Linked DNA regions of Homo sapiens: regions 1, 3 and 4 are each linked to region 2. Evidence: chromatin loops called from intact Hi-C (ENCODE). Cell type or tissue: ascending aorta. All regions are shown on one strand. Region 1 overlaps LINC02815 (long intergenic non-protein coding RNA 2815). Region 2 has its middle 170 kb from the start of RHOU. Region 3 has its middle 110 kb from the start of RHOU. Region 4 overlaps LINC02815 (long intergenic non-protein coding RNA 2815).

Region 1 (5,000 bases), 220 kb before region 2:
GGGAATTAAAAACAATCCGTTTCTCCCCGTCTAGAGTGGGTTCCATTTTCCTCAGCAGCCTTCCAAAGTACCCAAGGAAAGGGGGTGTGGGTTTGTAGGGACTTAATTGGCTCACCTGACCCTTCTGGGCTACAGTTAGACTCGCATGGCTGTGAGGCGGCCTGGTCTGCACACACTGGCTGACACCGACCTCTCAAATGGAAAACCCACTCAGGCAGAGAGACCGTCTCTTTCCAAATCTGAAAACAAGCCTCTGCTATTTCTGTTTAGGATTCCCCAGGTTCTCCGCCCTCACTTCAGAAAGATTTCACTTTTCTCATCAGGACAATTTCCCTTCTTCTTCTCAGAGTGGTCTGACTGGCCCAGAAGAGGCACAGAAGCTGTAGGTTTAAAAACAGGACCCACCTTACACACACTCTGTCTCTCGAGAGGAGCCAGGCAGCTGGGACACCTGACTGAGGCAGCCGGCCATTAGCATAAGGCCTCAGACTGAGTCTGGGCCCACACTCAGGGGAGTGTTTTATCTGCTGGGTGTCATTTGTAAGAGCCCTCATTAGTTGTTCCTAGAAGGTGCGCATTGACAGGACATGGACCAGCTCATTACTACTGCCCTGGAGGCAGCACAAGCTGTTTGTCCCATGGCCTGAACCCCCACCCCATGCTTCTTTTCTCCACTGCTGTCGACGTCAACATCTATACCCCTCAGAGTGCCCCCGTGGCGCCACCAGAGTGCGAGGTAATGAGCAATGGAAAGCGTGTCTCTGGCCCATGTGAGTGCAGTAGCTTGTTGGTGGCAGTTGGCAGGCCATGGTGGCCACCCTGACCCTTCTCCTCCTAGACTTCACTCACTGCTCAGGACTGGGAGCCGAGAGCAGGAGAGAGAAGCAGGCAGGTGTCAATTGCCCAGATCTGGGTGCAGCTCTGACTTATGTACCTTGTGGCTGGAGAGGCTCCTCTTCATCTCTCAGCCTCGGTTTTTTCATCTGCAAAATGTTCAAAATTGCTGGCACATGTGGTTGTATATGAGTAAGTGTGTTCATGAGTGTGAGTGTGTGGGTGTGAGTATGTGTGTGAATGTGAACGTATGGCTGTGTGTCGTAGTCCATTCCGGCAGCTGTAATAAAATGCCTGAAACTGAGTCATTCATAAACAACGTAAATTTATTTCTCACAGTTCTGGAGGCTGGGAGTTTTGGTGTCTGGAGAGGGTCAGGGGTCTCTGATTCCAAGATGGCGCCATGTTGCTGCGGTCCCTGGAAGGGAGGTCGCTGTGTCCTCTTGTTGGGGAATGAACCCACTTCCTTCAGCCCTTTTATAAGGCCTCCAACCCCACGCAGGAGGGCTCTGTCCTGGTAACTTCATCACCTTCCTAAAGACCTCATCTCTTCATTCTGTCACATTGGCTATTAAGTTTCAATGCACCAATCTGGGTGGACACTCAGTCCCATAGCACTGTGTGAGTGTGAGAGCGTGAATATGCGTGTGGCTGAGAGTGTATACGAGGGTGTATGAGTGCGGGTGTGTGTGTGGCTGTGGGAGCGTCAGTGTGTGGTGAGAATCATTTTTTTTTTTTAAGCAGCAAAAGCAGAGATGTATTGAAAATGAAAGTACACTCCACAATGTGGGAGTGGGCTGGAGCATAGGGGCTCAAGGGCCAGTGAGAATCATTTTTGCATCTCTTTCTTGTTCTACCGTTCATGGGGCGTCCTGAGGGCAGACGTGGGATGTCTGCCTCCTTCTCCCAGAATAGAGGTAGCCAGAAGGTGGGAGTGTAGGTGGTGTCTCTGCCCACCTCTCCTGACTGCCCCAGGTCTCTCAGCCTTGAGGAGCGGCTGGCACAGCTTCCCTGACCACGTGACCTTCTCCTGCTCATTCCACCCATGCCCTTCCTCCAAGCCCCCACCCTTCTGACTCACAGGTCCTGCCAGCCACCTGGGCAGCTCCTTGGACCACTCAGCCTCCCTGACTCGCCTTTGCCTGAAATTTCTGGGGTGAAAGGGGCCTTAGGAACTTAGCCCTTGACACTGAACCTGGGCCAAAGCCCCTTCCAAGGGCTGTTCCTTCTGCGCCTGAGCACATCTGGGGTGACAGCTCATCCATTTTGACTGTTGGGCCTGGCTGCCTTGTGAGCTCTGGGTCCCCAGGAAGTCTCCACCTCTCCTCCTGGTTCTGACCAGAGGCCACTGAGCAGAGCAGGAAGATGATCTTCTCAGGACAGCCCTGTGGCTCTCTCCAATCCCTCCTGAACCTCTCCCCCGGACCTGGCACCTGATGCCACAGGCTCAGCCACCTGTGGGCTGCACTGTGCAATCTAACAGTGCTGAGCAGAAGAGACACCTGAGCTTGAAGTTGAGAGGGTCCGAGTTTAAACCCCCAACTCTGCCAGTTTCACCTGCAACCTGGGGACTGAAACCTCCTCACAAACTTCTCAAGAGGACACAGTTAAAAGGCATGTGAATGCAGTTTGTGAAGGATGAACTATTTCACAATCAGATCATAAGACACCTTTCTGACAGTGTACTTCAAATTACTTCCTGAGTGTTCCTTTTGTCTCTGCGATTTTGTTAAGTTGTAAAATTCATATTAATTTAATTGAAATTTAATATTTAAAAATAAGTTTGGCTGGGCACAGTGGCTCACATCTGTAATCCCAGCACTTTGGCAGGTCAAGGCAGGCAGATCACCTGAGGTCAGGAGTTCAAGACCAGCCTGCCCAACATGGCGAAACCCTGTCTCTACTAAAAATATAAAAAATTAGCCGGGCATGGTGGCAGCTGCTGGTAATCCCAGCTACTCGGGAGGCTGAGGCACGAGAATCGCTTGAACCTGGGAGGTGGAGCTTGCAGTGAGCCAAGATCACACCACTGCACTCCAGCCTGGGTGATTAGAGCAAAAGTCTGTCTCAAAAAAAAAAAAGTTTTCTGCTTCTTGTGTGTGCATGGAAGCTGTTGTCCTGGCCCCAGGGCGGGGGCTGGCGCACCTGGCTCCTTTCCCAGGCTGGCCTCCTCTCTCAGTCACTGCTCCCTGGGTCTCCTTGACAAGTCACGTGGCTGACGCTCTTGGTCAGCTCCCCGGAGCCGTCCCCACCCATTTCCCCACTTGCTCATTTCTCACGACAGAGGCTGAGACAGCACCTCGCCTTGCCACTGAGGATGGCACATGAAATGCAAGGCCAGTGTGCCGGGCAGTGAGGAGGACATCGGGACCCCTCTCGGCCTCCTGTCCATTCCACCTTGGAGCCTGGGGAGGAAGGATGGGAAACTGCAGAGGTGCCCACGTCACAGTTACCCAGCCAGGCCTGGGATCTTGCCAGGGATTTTAATTAAGTAAACGATGAATGTTTTCATGGCTTAAACCATGTGGGCCAAAACCAGCCTGGTTTTGCGAATTGTGTTTTATTGGCACACAGCTAGCCTTGTGCTTACATTTCACCAGTGGTGTTTTTGAGCTTCAGGGACAGGCATGAGTTGTTGTGACAGAGGCTGTGTGGCCCACAAAGCCTCAAATATTTATGTTCTAGCCCTTTGCAGAAAAAGCTTGCCATCTCCTGATTTAAATCATCGGCTAGTTGGTTTTTTGGTGACTATCAGCCAAATGCATCCTAACTGGTCCCATAACAGAAAAAGCAACCCCCAAGAGCTCAGCCAAGGAGGTGAAAATACCATCTCCAAGAACATGTGGCGAGAGAGCTTGCGCGCTGGTTGGCTTCGAGGCTCCACCATATTGTTGAGCCCCATCTTCATCCTGCATCTTTGTCATAGGCCCACTGCATGGTCGTAGGGTAAATGCCACAGTGTCAGGACCCCTTATTCTACAAGAACGTTCAGTAGAAGAAGGCGATGATTTCCTGCCAAGCATTTTTTTTTCTTTTTAAATTTAGACCAAAGAGATCTTCCTCAGATGCCTCTTGGGAGACTTCTCCCTTTCCTGTCACAGCCAACAGAGCTGGGCCACATTTCTACCCTTAAACCAGCTGCGGGCACATACAGGTCACTGGCCAGAGGGGTGGCTTCACCATAATTGCCTTGGATGAATTCAGATCCACAATTATGCATTTTACTCTTTTCCTCATGGAGAACTCTTTTATATAGAACTTACAGCCCCAGCCAGTCTAGCAACAAGGAGCAGCCTATCCACATACCATATTCTAAGTATTGACCTGGCACTAGGCTCTGTGCTGGTGACCAAGGAGTTGGAGTCCAGCTGAGTGACAGGGATGCACCCCAGAAGCCGTGGTCCTGACCACCCAGATAAGGACTGGGGATGGTTGGGGATGGGGATACAGAATCCTGGGAGGCATTATGTCTACTGCCATCTTTTTTTTTTTTTTTTTTTTTTTTTTTATCACAAAAGCCACCAAGGTGAGGATGTGGAAGAAATATCTGGGGAAGTCGGGCAAGGAGAAGGCTTCCAGTAATACCTGCAACATCAAACCCCGCCCCTCCCACCAGGCCACTGTGTGTCCTGCCTCAGTAGGAACAATAGCTGACATCCACACGGCATTTGTCATGTGTCAATGCTTTCTCAGTTCTTTGCATGTATTAGCTCATTTAATCCCCCCAATGACCCCAGATGCCAGGCATTATTACCATTCTATTTCACAGAAGAGAAACTGAGGCACAGAGAGTTTAAGTACCTCACTGAAGGACCCCACTGTTCACACTTGGGTGCCACACGTTGGCCCGGGGTCTGGTTGCAGAGGCTGTGTGTGTTCCAGTGTGATACGCGGCCTCTGCTGAGGGATGATGGACTTGAGCGCGTGCCCACAGGAATGCGGCCTGAACGCACTGCTCAGTATCCAACAACGTTACTCGTCTCCATAACACATCATTACGGATCCTGGCCGCACACACTGAGTTAGACCAAGAGCTGGGTGCGAAGCCAAAAACGTCTTCAGTCTACAGACGTGCCTTTTGTGTCTTTAATAAATCTGAGAGAAGGTTGGAATAAGAATTCAGTTCAGCAAAAGTTTATACAACATTTTCTATGTGCCAGGGCCTT
Region 2 (5,000 bases):
TTCTCTCTTCCAGTTTCTTTTTTTTCTTTTTTTTCTTTTTTTTTTTTTTTTTGAGACAGACTCTTGCTCTGTCACCCAGGCTGGAGTGCAGTGCTGTGATCTCTGTCTTGCTGCAACCTCTGCCTCCTGGGTTCAAGCTATTCTTCTGCCTCAGCCTCCTGAGTAGCAGGGACTACAGGTGCCTGCCACCATGCCCTGCTAATTTTTATACTTTTAGTAGAGATGGGGTTTTGCCATGTTGGCCAAGCTGGTCTTGAACTCCTGACCTCAGGTGATCCACCTGCCTCGGCCTCCCAAAGTGCTGGGATTACAGGCATGAGCCACCGTGCCTGGCTGCCCTCTTCCAGTTTCTAAAGGCTGTCCCCTTCCTTAGTTCTGAACACATTCCTCTATCTTCAAAGCCAGCAATGCTGCATCTCTCTGATCATTCTTCTGTATCACATCTCCCTTCTGCCTTCCTCATCTACTTTTAAGAACCCTTGTTCTTGAACAAGGACATTGGTCCTACCTGGATAGTCTAAGATAATCTCCCTACCTTAAGGTCAGTTTATTAGCAACCTTAATTCCATCTGCAACCTTAATTCCCCTTTGCCATGTAACATAACATAGTCACAGGTTCTAGAGATTTGGGCACAGATATCTTTGGGGAGCATTATTCTGCCTACCACAGTCTGGATAAGGTGAGAACTGGCCAGATCATGGAGAGAACAGCAACCTCAGAACTGCTTTCTGACCCAAATACAACACATAGGGAATGGCTGTGAGACAATTCCCCCTAGGGATATTTGCTGACCATAGAGAACCTATATAAGCGACAGTGGTTATCTGTCTCCATGTATACGATGTCCAGACCCTACTGGTCCCCCAGGATATTTCATCTCAAACAGACATATCCAGCTCAGTGTGTTTCATACTTTCAGCATAGTTTAAAATGTGGGGAAGAATTCCTCCTGGAACTCAAAGGGGATAAATGTTGGGGGATTAGTGAGAATTTCTGAAATTGGGAAAGTTAAAAGTTGGCAAACTCCTTTATTATTCACATTAGGCTTCAACTTAGCAACTTACCAAGATTGCCTTGGGCCTCCATGCCATCCTATTCACTGTGAAGTGAGCATGGCCAATCTGGTTTATTTATTTTTTAGGGGCAGGGAGGGTCTCATTCTGTCATGAGGTTGGAGTGCAGTGGCCCATTCATAGTTGCTGCAGCCTTAACCTCCTGGGCTCAAGTGATCCTCCCACCTCAGCCTCCCTGGTAGTTGGGACCACAGTCATGCACCGCCACGCCTGGGTAATTTTTAAATTTTTTGTAGAGATGGGGTTTTCACTGTGCTGACCAGGCTGTTCTCAAACTCCTGGGCTCAAGTGATCCTCCCACCTCGGCCTCCCAAAGTGCTGAAATTACAGGTGTGAGCCACCAAACCCCGCTCTAAACCATTTTATACTCTGATTCATCAGCATTGAGTTGCACAGAATACAATACACTCTCGCTAGTTTAAGCGGAGAAGAAATATTGAGGGTGTGAAATAGTTTACAGAATCATTGGGAGAGCAGAGGAAACAGATTTGAGGCTAAGCTTCTAGGAATTACATCCAAAGCCACATTGCAGGACTGGTGGCCAAAGTCACCAAAGTCACCACAGTCCCCACAGTCCCCACAGCTCCTGCTGCTCTGAGGAGGCTGCCTGCTGAATCAGGAAGCCGCGACTAGCACTGCAGTCTGCAGAGCTGCGCAGGGAAAGCTGCCTCCAAGGAATCGAAGCACTGTTCCTGTAGCTGCTCACTGCATGGAACAGTGATCTTTCTGCAACAGTCCCACACCTGCAAAACTGGAAGTCTTGTGTCCCGCCTCTTGTTTGGCTTAACTCTGCTCTGAAATCAACCCTTCCAGGAGGGAATTTGCTTGGCAGATACTAATCACATCTGGAGCCTTGGGCCTGGGAAACATAGGGTTTAGCTCTCCAGGCTCTGGGTGAAGGAAAGGAGAGTGTTGGGATAGATAGTGAGGAATCAGCCCAGGGCGCCCACCATTGTCAGTGAGACAGTGGGGAAGAGTTAGCACCCGAAGCCCCCAAGCCCACTGTGGAAAGTGATTTCACCTGCGTGAGGATCACCAGAACAGAGTCTGAAACAGGGCTCCCCAGAGCATGTCGCATCTTCCTCCTCCTTCTTCATATCTTTCTTTTTTTAAACAAAATTTCCTGGGCTTGTGTGGTTCAGTGTTTGGGTTGACTTTTGTTTCAGCTGAACTAGTTGACTTATTCTGGCTTTGTGGCTGCGCCAGTGAAATATGTACATATTTTGCCTGTGTACGGCTATCTTTTCCTGTTTTCCTTCAGGGATTATACATCAGCACAGAGTCCATGGCACTGCTCCAGATAAAACAGCGCGGCAGAATCATCACCACTGGCAGAGCTCTCTGGTTGACTCATGAGGATTGGGAATAAATGACCAAATATAAACAGTGGAGTGGTGCCAACTGAGGCTCCCTTGTAGCAAACGGTCCCCTGTGGCATGTGAAAAAGAGGCCGGGAAAAGCCCAGCTGTGGGCACCATGCCACTGACTGCCGCTAATTTACTGCCATGACTACTCCAGGGCACCCTGATTTCTGCTTTTCAGAAACCTTTTGTGCATTGTTTTTTCCACTATCCCCATTTGGTTGACTAACCTGTAAGGCACTGGCTCCCTCAGCCAGTCAGGGCTTAGGCCTGTTTTGTCACACTGCAAATCCCTCACTGGCTGGTTGGTAGCCGTGAGAGAGGACGCATTGATATTCCTAACCAAGTCTTGCTGGCCTTTAGCTTCCACGTGCTTACCTGCAAAATCCTCAGCTTATCTGGTGTAATCAAGATAAAAAATAAATGATCGATCGACCGATCGATAGATAGATAGATACATACATACATACATATTTAAATGCATAGATGAGATTGGTAGATAGATGATAAATAGATGAAAGATAGAGATAGATATGATAGGATAGGTAGGTAGATAGACAGTCAATAGGTAGGTTGACAGACACACAGAGAGAGACATGTAGATGTCACAGCACCGGCCATTGAAGGAGCCTGAACAACCTCACACATGCACAGCACCAGGCCCCTCTCCTTCTTCTCTGGCTCCTTACAGGATCTTCTGTCCAGAAGCTGCTGGAGGCATCAGTGGTTGCCCTCCATGGTTAGCACCCTGCCGGGGGGTGGGGGACATCTCCTGAAACTGAAGAACCCCCATGGCACTGAATGACACAAACTTCCCTTCTAGTCTCCCAGCCCAGGGTGGCACTGTGTCCTGTGCAAAAGTGAGGAGGATGCCCCTTTTCCCAACTCTGTCACTCTTTCTCATCTGAGCCTTAAAGAGTCGTGGCATACTCTCAGAGTGTAACACAGACCTTCCTGAAAACAACCCACTTTACGCTACCTGTAGTCTCTTTCTCCAAGACACTGGCCACAATCCCAGGGCCACATGTAAGCTCTCAGCCCAGGGTACTGGCCCCCAAATCTTTCTCTATCAGCACTCCTCCCCATCAGCACTGGCCACTCAGCCTGTGGGTGTATATGCATGTGTGTGCTGGGTATTGAGTGTGTGTATGTGCTGTGTTGAGCGTGTGCATGCATGTACATGCAGGGAAGCACAGTGTAGGCTAAGCTGAGACCCCTCATTTACTTAGGTGGGAGGATACTAAGAGATCTAAATACACACATCAATAGCAGGGGCTCTGCAGACACTCAGCAAGCTGGGAGTGGCCACCTGGAGGCTGTGTGGAAGGGGCCCCGAGGAAGAGCTCACCTTAGAAGATAACGCTTAGTCTCTGGTCCCTGCCAAATGACACTGTTACACTCCTAAGTTCCCTGCTCTCCAGGACATATTCTGAATACCAAATAAGACCCATGAGGCATGGTAGCTCAAACCGCAGGTTCCAGCGTGTCAAGTGTGTTTCCAGGACCAGCTGACCCTGCTCCAGTGAGAGGTTACCAAAGGCCTCTCAATATACAGGACCACCCACATCACTGCAGACCCCGCCAATATGCCAGAGCACTGATCACTTGATCTGAACAGAAAAGAGTGGCAGCCTAGGAGGGGCTGACGCTGAGTCAAGCTCGCACCCATTGAGAACATTCTTCTTCCCAAGTATTCCCTGCAATGACAGTGTAAGAAAGCTGGGATGCAGATAGAAATACTTGGTCTAGCAGTTTGGGTTTTTGCATTTTTCTGTAAGATTGCATTAAAGTGTGACATGGGTCCATGGACCAAGGAAAAGTTTTGGATTCAGTGGACTAAGCCTCATAATGTTATTAGGGCTACTAATGGGTGACGTTACAGTCTCTTCCTGCCACCTGCAGAGGCCCCAGATGGACCCATCCCTTCTAATGCACAGCTCTCCACACCCAACCTGTGGGCCTAGTTACAGTTGTGTGGTGGGGCCGACCCTCCACCCACACCCTGGTGGCCGCAGCAGTGAAGAGGGCTACAGCTTCCATGGGTGGGTGGCAAGATCTCATACCAGTCCCATGAGAAAGCTAAGATGCTTTATAAATGCTGCAAACTGTCAGCCCGCAAGTGAGTGCTTAATGCCAGAAAGCATACAGAAAGTCAAAGCAAACGTCTCTCAACCCTGTTTTTCGGTTGGGTTTTATTGTTTGTTCTTTGTGGCTGGGTGGGAGACTGGGGTAGAAAAAAAAATCCATGATTCTTTTTGAACCTGCCTTGTGTCCTTTTAAGAAGTAGCTTCTACCAGCAGCTGGTTTTGGTTTTTTGGTTTTTTTCCAGAGAGAAATGTGAGGGAGGACTGTGTTAGGAGCAAAATGTTCGTATCCACTTGCAGCAGCCTCTTGGTGCATTTCGGGAAACGGTATGTGCTGCCTGGATGCCTGGGGTTCTTTAGAATGAGCACATATTTATGTTAAGGAGGAAAAAAAACACTTGTATTTTCAACCTCAAAGATGATTTTTTAAAAGTCAAAACAACTCACATCCTAGGCTGCCAGAATGCTTGCTTTCTGCGCT
Region 3 (5,000 bases), 61 kb after region 2:
AAGGCCGGGCGCAGTGGCTCATGCCTGTAATCCCAGCACTTAGGGAGGCCAAGATGGGTGGATCATGAGGTCAGGAGATCGAGACCATCCTGGCTAACATGGTGAAACCCTGTCTCTACTAAAACTACAAAAAAAAAAATTAGCCAGGAGTGGTGGTGGGCGCCTGTAGTCCCAGCTACTCAGGAGGCTGAGGCAGGAGAATGGCGTGAACCTGGGAGGCGGAGCTTGCAGTGAGCCGAGATTGTGCCACTGCACTGCAGCCTGGGCGACAGAGCGAGACTCCGTAAAAATTTATTTTAAGAATACATACACACACACACACACACACACATATATATATATACACACACATACATATTTTATTTTAGACAGAGTCTCACTCTGTCACCCTAGCTGGAGTGCAGTCGTGTGAACATGGCTCACTGCAGCCTTGACTTCCTGGGCTTAAGCAATTCTCCCACCTTAGCCTTCTGAGCAGCTGGGACTACAGGCATACATCACCATGTCCTCCTCCAAAAGTGCTGGGATTACAAGCGTGAGCCACTGCACTTTTTTAAAAAAGAGAATTTTTCAAATGTAACCCAGAATCCCAGACCCCCATTCTATTTGAGCAAATGAGAACAAAACCTGGGAATCTGCCTGCTAACAAGAAACCCAGATGGTCCTTGATACAGTGGCTGTGGCCTACACCTTAGGAAGCACTATGGTCAGTACAAGTCTCTTAGCAGAAAACGAGGGGACCTGGAAGGGCAGCAAGGTTCATGTGAGATTTTACAGAGGAGCATCTCTTCCTCTAAGTCAAGAAGGAAGAAGTCAGGTGCCCAAGAGGAATATGCACAGAGTAGGAGAAATTTCTTTTCTTTTTTTTTTTTTTTGAGATGGAGTCTCACTCAGTTGCCCAGGCTGGAGTGCAGTGGCGCGATCTCGGCTCACTGCAAGCTCCGCCTCCTGGGTTCACCCCATTCTCCTGCCTCAGCCTCCCGAGTAGCTGGGACTACAGGTGCCTGCCACCACACCTGGCTAATTTTTTTGTATTTTTAGTAGAGACGGGGTTTCACCATATTAGCCAGGATGGTCTCGATCTTCTGACCTTGTGATCTGCCCATCTCGGCCTCCCAAAGTGCTGGGATTACAGGCGTGAGCCACCGCGCCCAGCCAAGTAGGAGAAATTTCTAAAGGCAGGAAAGGAAATTCATGGAGTTCAGATAAGAGTGAGGAACATGGAGAAAGAGTAGGAGTAGAAAGGGTGAGAAGTGGCATAGGCAGTGAGGAAGACAGGAAACTCTGCCAGGCTGCAGACAGGCTGGCTGTGTTCAAATGTGGGGTTTGCAGTGGAGCTAACCCAACACCTACAGGACCAAATAGGACACACTGTGCCTTCCTCTCCCCAAAGAGGAAGCATATAGGGGTTTGGAGTGGGTTATTCCTCTGTCCCCCAGCCATGATGTACAGGAAGAGATAGGAATAAGATTATGATTTATGATTTGCAGTTATCATGAGCATGAAACTGTGTAGGATCTCAATTGAGATGCCTGGGAAATAACACCAATCATGTATGAAGTGCCAGATGCAGTACAAATAACCTTTCAACAACGTCTTGGGATAAATCTTATTATACCCATTTCCAAATTTAAAAACCAAGATTGGACTTGATTATGATTCCATATTTGTTCAGACAGCGGCAGCTCCCATACTGGACACACATTTCTCCCTTATTAAAGCTCAGGTTCCTTTACCATCACCCCTATAGAGAGGGACCTGCCCAGGGTCCCAGGAGCAGGGAAGGGGAGCCCAGCAGGGAACATAGCCTTTTGTCTTCCAGAGTCGGTGAACAGGCTGGCATCAGCCCCTCAGGCTGAGCTCATGAGATTCTGGATAGCAGCTTTGTTGATGACTCACCCACCTCACAGTGATAACGTCACAGTCTTGCTGAATAATGCAGCACAGAGCAGGGGTCAGGGCTGTCGCCAGGGTCCCTGCCAGAGCCCCAGGACACAGTTGGGAGCTTCACGGTTAGCCAAGAAAAATGGGTCAGCCCTCTTTGCTCATCCTTCCTCCCTCCTCCTGCTGGAATGGGGCATTGTTTCTCCTTTCTCTGTCACTGTCTTCAGCCAGTGCTTAGAGTATCAGACAGAGTGGGCCTAACCACAGGCCACAGGCTGAGAGCTGTCTGCAGAGACTACAGTGTTTGGCCAAAGGGGGCTTTCCAGCAGGGCTGTGTGAAAACCCAGACCTCTTATTAAGGAAAGATTTGGGGTGGGAAGAATAAGCTGGAAATGTGTTCATCTCTTATCCAATAAGTATTCATTGAGTGCCTACTGTAGGCTGGGATTCCAGGGGGTCAGTGACACAAAGAAATTGAGACCATCTGCTGTGGAATCTCGTGTTTCATTCACTCTTGCGGCCCTACAAGTGAAATGGTATCTGACACATGTAGGCACTCGGTAGGTCTCTATTGAATAAATGAATGACAGGCTTGGTTCCAACTTTTATGAAGCTCACAGTCTATGGAAGGCAAACATATAATCACACAATTAATTCACTCTAATGGTGATAGAATTATGAAGTGCAGGATGAGTTGCGATTATTTTGAAAAGCTTTAAAAGTTTTTTGCTTGAGTGATGTTTCTTTTGAGAGTCTTCTCAGTTTTGATATGAGACAAAAATCTTAAAAGTTAGCATAAGTCTTGGGTGGAATTGCAGCTATAGACAGACAATTCAGCATGCTATACTCTAATGTGAGGATAAATGCCTTTCAGTTTCTGTGAGAGAAAGAAAAAATAAACTCAGTTTCTCCTACTATTCTCTCATAACACAGGGTACTTCTGTGACCTCTGTCACCAATGTATGGGTATGTCCCCCCACCACGCAAGCAAGCAATTCTACAGATTTTCCAGTAGACACTAGCTGGACGTCCTTGAATTCAATTCATTTCTGTCACTACCTGCCTGAAGATAGCATCTGATCCCACGGGTTGAGGGCTCAGTCCCACAAGACCTCCACCACTTCTGATGCCAATCACAAGCCCCAGGTTATTTTACTTGTGGTTTCTGACTGGTTATAAATCTGGGTTCCTAAGACCCTGTCCTTGGGTTTAATTAATTTGCTAGAGCAGCTCACAGAACTCAGAGAGTCACGTAGCTGTGTTTACTGGTGTATTATAAAGGATATTATGTAGGATACAGATGAAGAGAGGCACAGGGCGAGGCATGTGGAAGGCGCTCAGACCTTCATGTCCTCTCCTTGTGTGCGAGTCTCTAGAAACCTCCATGAGTTCAGCTGCCTGGAAGTTCCCTGAACCCTGTACTTTGGGGTTTTATAGAGGCTTCATTATGTAGGCATGATTGATTAAATCATTGGCCATTGATGTTCAGCTCAACCTTCAGCCCCTCTTCCCTCCCCTGAGGTTAGGGGTGGGGGTGAAAGTTCCAACTTTATAATCACATGGTTGGTTCCCCTGGCCACCAACTCCCATCCCGAGGCTATCTAGGAGCCCAGCCAGAGTTGCCCGATTAGAACAAAAGATGCTACTAGCACTCCTATCTCTCAAGAAACTCCAAGGATTTTAAGAGCTCTGTGTCAGGAACTGAGGGCAGAGACCAATATGTGTACAGTCATATGCTAAATAATGGCATTTTAGCCAAGGATGGGCCATACATATGATGGTGATCTCAAAAGATTACAATGAATCTGAAAAATACCTATCCCTTAGCGATGCATGCCATGGTTGTCATAATGTCATAGTGCAATTACTTTATTTTTTAATAAATTTAGTGTAGCTAAAATAAATTTAGTGTACAGTAATGTAACATCCCAGGCCTTTCCATTCATTCACCGCTCACTCACTGGCTCACTCAGGGCAACTTCCAGTCCCACAGGCTCCATTCACGGTAACTACCCTAGACCGTGTACCTTTTTTCATCTTTTTTTTAATTTTTTTTTTTTTCAGACAGAGTCTCGCTCTGTGGCCCAGGCTGGAGTGCAGTGGTGCAGTGGCACAATCTCGGCTCACTGCAACCTCCACCTCCCAGGTTCAAATGATTCTCCTGCCTCAGCCTCCCGACTAGCTGGGATTACAGACACACACCACCACACCCAGCTAATTTTTCTACTTTTAGTAGAGATGGGGTTGCACCATGTTGGCCAGGCTGGTCTCAAACTGCTGACCACAAGTGATCCGCCCACCTTGGCCTCCCAAGTGCTGGGATTACAGGCGTGAGCCACCACGCCCAGCCCCATTTTTCATCTTTTCTAACCACATTTTTATGGTACCTTTTCTGTGTTTAGATATGTTTAGATTCACAAATACCACTGTGTTACGATTGCCTACAGTATTTGGTACAGGAGCAATAGGTTATCCCATATAGTATAGGTATGTAGTAGGTTATACCGTCTAGGTTTGTGTAAGTACTCTCTATGACGTTCAAACAACAATGAAATCACCTGATGCATTTCTCAGACTGCATCCCCATCATTAAGCAATGCGTGACTGTACTTCTTATTATTCCACAGTGGCAAAAATAAAGCAGAGCAAAACAAAACAGTGCGTGTGTGTGTGTGTGTGTGTATGCAAGTGTGTGCATCCAAGCCTCTGTGTCTGCACAGAGTAAGGGTCCGTGGCCCTCATCAATAGCATCTCATGGGCTTTGGATCAGGCATTTGTCATTTGTAATATGTCCCCTTCCATTCTAGTTCTTGCTCGGTAAACCAGTTCAAAAACGCTCATTTCTGCCTCATTCTTCATTCTCTAGCCCCATGCCTCTCCAGGATGGTCAGAGGCCACCTTAGATGGCCCCGGCCTGCCCTGTACTTAGCTTCCCTTCCTCTCACCCCATAAGCCCTCTGTGAAGAGCAGGCTCTCTCCCTCCGCTCCACTGCCCCAGCGTCTTAGCTGAGTTCATGACCATTTTCAAAAATAAACAACAAATATAGTGGGCTGTGGGGGAGACAACGCACTTTGGAGCAAGAGGATCATGAGTCATGGTTTGGCTATTTCTCTGA
Region 4 (5,000 bases), 180 kb before region 2:
GCAGCATCTTCCTCCAGGAGGTCGAGGTGTCTCCTGGACCTTAGAGACTCCAGGACACAGGACAGAGCTCTGAACTGTGGAGCCGGGAAACCTGGTTCCAGTCTCAGCCCAGATTTACCAGCCGTAGACTTGGCCAAGTCACTCACAAAACCCAAAGGGTGAGGCAGAGCTGGCCCTGCCTGCATGGCAGGGAGATTTTGAGAAGCATGAAGAGAGTCAGGAAGTGCCTGGGGATCGAATCCACCCAGCAGTGCAAGGCATTGCTCTCCCAATTCTCCATTGGGAAAAAAAAATCCAGACAAAGACAGTACAGAGAATATGGTAGCCAATACTGCAGCAGTCACCACCCGGAAAAACAGACACTAATATAATAACTTGTGATTTTTGCTTCATATCTCTGTGGCATAAAACCATGACACATAAAGTTTATGTCCCCCTTTAACCATTCCTCAATGCTATTCCCCTCCTCTCTCCCCCTCCTCAACGGCAACCACTGATATGTTCGCTCTATTCTGTGCTTTTCATATTTTAAATATATTGTTTATGGGAATGATCATATATAAGAAATATATTATACTGTTTGTTTTAAAAGTTTGCATAAATAATATCAAAGTAAATTATTTAAGTGTCCCCAGCAGTCCCTGTCCCCGTCCACCTTTCCCTCAGTTCTCTTCCATCACAGTAAAGAAAACTGCCCAAACCTGGTCACCGCCCCTGGACTTTCGAAGTGGCTTCCTACTTGGGGTCCTGCTTCCAACATTGGCCCTGTGAGTGACAAGGATCTCATTCCTTTTGTGCTCAAAGCTCTGGCCTCTCTCTCCCTCCTTGGCCTTGCCCAGCCCAGCCCCACCCCTGTCCTCAGAACCTCACACCTGTCGTTCCCCACCTGGGGTGCCCTTCCCGCTGGCTGGCCCCTCACCTCTCTCAGATTTCTGCTCTAATGACAGTAACTGGAGAGGCCTTGCCTGAAGTCCCCTCCTCTTTCTCCTTACCTTGCTTTTTGGTTATGCATCCTCCTCCTAATTGCTTTATTTATTTATGTGTTTAATCACCATCCTCTTACTTTTCTAAGGCTCGTCCTGATTTTTTTCACATCCTGGTATCTGAGCCGGCAGTGATTCTATACCTGGCAGCAGCCTGTGCGGCAGAGCTGTGTGTAAAGGGGTCCATGCAGAGCCCTGGGAGAAAGAAAAATGAAGGGGAAAAGGTTGACCTGAGCTTTTTCACCTGGGGCTGGAAAGTGGACCAGAGCCTATCATTCCAACCTGCAGGTGCCTAAGGCCCAACAGAAAGTTCACCAGGAAAGACCAAGAGAATTGGGGTGACCCTCCCACAGTATCAGAGGGAAGGGGAGTGGGGAGGAGTACAGCAGTGCAGACCAGCCCCACAGGTGCTTAGCCAGGCCTTTGGTTCTGCCAGGGAAAGGAGGGTGCCTTCCACAGCATGAAAACTACACCACGTCCCAATGTGTCCGGGACCTGCCGCCAGCCGCCTGCACAGTAGTCAGGTGGATGCCACCGGGATACAGCCCACACTGACTCCTGACCCCAGGGGGTACAGCCCACGCTGACTCCTGACCCCAGGGGGTACAGCCCACGCTGACTCCTGACCCCAGGGGGTACAGCCCACATTGACTCCTGACCCCGGGGGTTACAGCCCACACTGACTCCGGACCCCGGCGTGGGAGGGGCTGGCCCGAGATGAAATCTCGAAGGTGGGTCAGGCTAGGTCCTGGAGTCAGGGGAAGCGTGGGGTTCAGGCCAGGCCTGGGTTCTCCCTGAAGTGAGGCTGACTCTGAGCCTTTCTTGAAACCCCAAATGTCACAGCAGTGCCCCGAAGGTAGGTGAGGCTCTGTTGCAGGGAATGCTGAGGAAAAAGGGAACATCAGGGATTGGTCTGGCCTGAAGCCTGCACTCCCCTAAATTATACCCTGGTATGATTTGGGCTTGCCCTGGAGTTACCTCAACTAACCTGGGGTCCTTGGGGGAAACAGAGATGGACAGGGTTGATGTATATTTCGGGTTGATTTGGACTCTAAGGATTATCCCAGCTCAGACCTCGCTCTCAAGGAATAGGAGCCTGGCATCTGTCTATCACCCCCTTGGCCCTGGGTATAGTCTGGATGAGCAGAGGCACGCGTGTGGCCCCAAGAGTCCCACCCTCTGGCTCTCTCCTCCCAAGACATTCTGGAGCCATGACATGTCTCCCAGGAAGGGAGAATTATTTTTGTCTGTGGCATAAATAAAGCCAGGAATGAGTTCCAATAATCACAAGCACATGCCAGCATGTGGAGGCTACTCTGACAGCAGCAGAAGGTTCCAGCACTGCCTGCCCTGCTGGTCCTGGCTGCAGGGAGGTGACCGGGATGGTCAGGGGTCGGGAGCAGGAGGGAGCCTCCAGGATTTTATTTAAAATGATCAGGTTTTTCAAACAAATGGAAAAATAAAAAAATCTTGAAAACAAATCTTTTAAAAATTTACCCACTTCACTCCAGATCTTAAGAAATAAAAATAAAACATGACTATTCCTCTAGAATCCTGACCCATACCATACAACTCTCTTCCCAGAGGTCATTGCCAACATCGATTTCTATTTATTTTTCTCATGCTTGCTTTAATATTTCTACTATATATGTATGCATCTATAAATAAACTCTATGTGACATTGTTTTGTGTTTTAAAATCCTTTGACTTTTTACTGTACATATGATTCTGCAACTTGCTTTTTATTTTAGAAAATTAGGGCAAAAAACCACATAACCTAAAATTCACCCTCCCAACAATTTCTACTTGTAGAGTACAATATTGTTAACCACACTTAAAGTGTTGTGCAACAGATTCCTAAGCCCCCTTTCCCCTCCTGCATGACTGAAACTCTGCACCGACTGAAAAGCAACTCCTCACCCCTACTTCCCTGGCTTCTGGCAGCCACCATTGTGTTCCTGTGAGTTTGATTACTCTAGACACCTTTTACAAGTGGCATCATACACTTTTTGTATTTTGTGATTGGCTTATTTCACATAGCATAATATCCTCAAGGTTCATCCACTGAGTAACATGCAACTGAATTTCCTTCCTTTTTAAGGATGAATAATATTCCATTGTCTTTACAGAGCACACTTCTTTATCCATTCACCCATTGATGGATATTTACGTTGCTTTCACCTCTAGGCTTTTGTGAATAATTCTGCTGTAAACATGGGTGTACAAATATCTCTTAAATATCCTGTTTTCAATTCTTTTGGATACATACCCAGAAGTAGGATTGCTGGATCATATGGTAGTTTTATTTTTATTTTTTTGAAGAATCTCCATACTGTTTTTCACAGTGACTACAACATTTTGCATTCCAATCAACACTGAACAAGGGTTCTAATTTTTCCACATCCTTGCCAAAATTTATTTTCTGTTTTTTGTTTTTATACTAGCCATCCCAATGGGTATGAAGTGATATTTCATTGTGGTTTTGACTGAATTCCTTAGTGATTAGTGATGTTGGGCATCTTTTCATGTGTTTGTTGGCCATTTGTATATTTTCTTTGGAGAAATATCTATTTAAGTCCTTTGCCCATTTTTAAATAGGGTTATTTGGGTTTGTTGTTGTTGTTATTGAGTTGTAGGAATTCTTTATATATTCTGACTATTAACTTTTTATCAGATGTATCATTTAAAAATATTTTCTCCCATTCCATAGGTTGTCTTTTCACTCTGTTAATTGTTTCCTTTGCTGCAGAGTTTTTAAGCTTGATGTCATCCCATTAGTCTATTTTTGCTTTTGTTGCCTCTGCTTTTGGGGCTACCTCCAAGAAATTCTTGCCAAATTCAATATCATGAAGTTTTTCCCATATGTTTTCTTCTATGACTTTCATATTATACTTTCAGGTCTTTAATTCATTTTGAGTTAATTTTTGTGTATAGTATATGCAATTTGGTTTTTAAACTTATTTTGTTTTTGAGATTTACCCATGTTAGTACAAGTAGCTCCAGCTCAACACACGTTGCTGCTGCTGGAAACCCCTGGTAATGTTAGTTATCCACAAGTCGTTCATTCATTTGTAAACTCTTTACACACAGTGCTGTGATGAGTGTTCTCTAAGGTTCCTGTGCACATATGTGACAAGCAGAATCATGGGCCCTGAGGTTGCACTTCTTCTGTATTAATAGATAATCCCCAATTGCTATGCAAAGGGGTTGTAGGCACTGGATATATACCAACTTCTGTAAAGACTGAAGAAAAACTCCTTGTACTTCTGGCCAGGGAGAAGAAAAGTAACCATTTAAAAATACACCAGAACATTCTGTTCTTTTTAACAAGGCTTCCCCTCAGGAGAAACTATTTAGCCAGAGCCTAACCAACATGGAGGAAGGAAAATATCAAATTCTAGCCCACGAATTAATTTCAGACAAAGTAGACTCCAGAGAAAGGAAAATTATCAAAATAAAGAGAGACATTATGTAATGATATAGGGTCAATTTTCCAAGAAGACATAACAATTCTTAATGTGCATGCACCTAAAAGAACTGACATGAGACAAAATGTGTGAGAGAAAACTGATAAAAATCCAAGGAGAAATAGATAAATTCACTTTTATATTTGGAAGCTTCAACTCCCCTCTATCAGTAATTGACAGATCCAGTAGGCAGAAGATCAGTAAGATATAGTTGAACTGAACAACAGCATCAATCAACTGCATCTAATTGACATTTATAGAATACTTCATCCATTAATAGCAGAATACACATCCTTCTTAAACTCACACAGAATTCACCAAGAGACTGCATTCTGGTTTATGAAGCGCACCTTAACAAGTTTAAAAGAATAGAAACTGTATAAAATTTGCTCTCAGATGACAGTACAATTAAACTAGAAATCAGTAATACAAAGACAGTGGGAGAAACCCCCAATTACTTGGATAAAACGATCCACTTCTAAATGGCACAGAAGTCAAAGAAAAAGTCTCAGGAGAAATTTAAAGATATTTTGAACTAAGTGAAAATGAA

Evidence for each region. Peaks named below come from ENCODE experiments on the same cell type or tissue, not always from the same donor. Only the 100,000 strongest peaks of a DNase experiment are listed, where the experiment ranks them.
Region 1: a loop joins it to region 2, with 2.6 times the contacts of the local background. A loop is called at or near these places in 3 of 110 quality-filtered maps.
Region 3: a loop joins it to region 2, with 2.2 times the contacts of the local background. A loop is called at or near these places in 7 of 110 quality-filtered maps.
Region 4: a loop joins it to region 2, with 2.5 times the contacts of the local background. A loop is called at or near these places in 2 of 110 quality-filtered maps.

What each region holds. Positions count from the first base shown.
Region 1 is chr1:229,116,140-229,121,139 of GRCh38, reverse strand. All of the region lies in intron 2 of LINC02815 (long intergenic non-protein coding RNA 2815), which reads left to right. Among named protein-coding and RNA genes, the nearest start is that of LINC02815, 36 kb to the left of the region's middle. RefSeq lists enhancers at 4,233-4,732, 4,733-5,000. In ascending aorta, no CTCF peak of the experiment used is centred here; a DNase peak (open chromatin) is centred at 3,049; H3K27ac peaks cover 2,510 bases.
Region 2 is chr1:228,900,655-228,905,654 of GRCh38, reverse strand. No RefSeq gene overlaps it. Among named protein-coding and RNA genes, the nearest start is that of RHOU, 170 kb to the right of the region's middle. RefSeq lists a silencer at 2,279-2,573. In ascending aorta, no CTCF peak of the experiment used is centred here; a DNase peak (open chromatin) is centred at 2,424; H3K27ac peaks cover 1,991 bases.
Region 3 is chr1:228,839,322-228,844,321 of GRCh38, reverse strand. No RefSeq gene overlaps it. Among named protein-coding and RNA genes, the nearest start is that of RHOU, 110 kb to the right of the region's middle. In ascending aorta, no CTCF peak of the experiment used is centred here; a DNase peak (open chromatin) is centred at 1,901; H3K27ac peaks cover 1,445 bases.
Region 4 is chr1:229,084,767-229,089,766 of GRCh38, reverse strand. It overlaps LINC02815 (long intergenic non-protein coding RNA 2815), which reads left to right. Exons shown (of 5, transcript NR_186727.1): 5 at 1-2,667. Among named protein-coding and RNA genes, the nearest start is that of LINC02815, 67 kb to the left of the region's middle. RefSeq lists an enhancer at 993-1,711. In ascending aorta, no CTCF peak of the experiment used is centred here; DNase peaks (open chromatin) are centred at 1,466, 1,766 and 2,226; H3K27ac peaks cover 4,056 bases.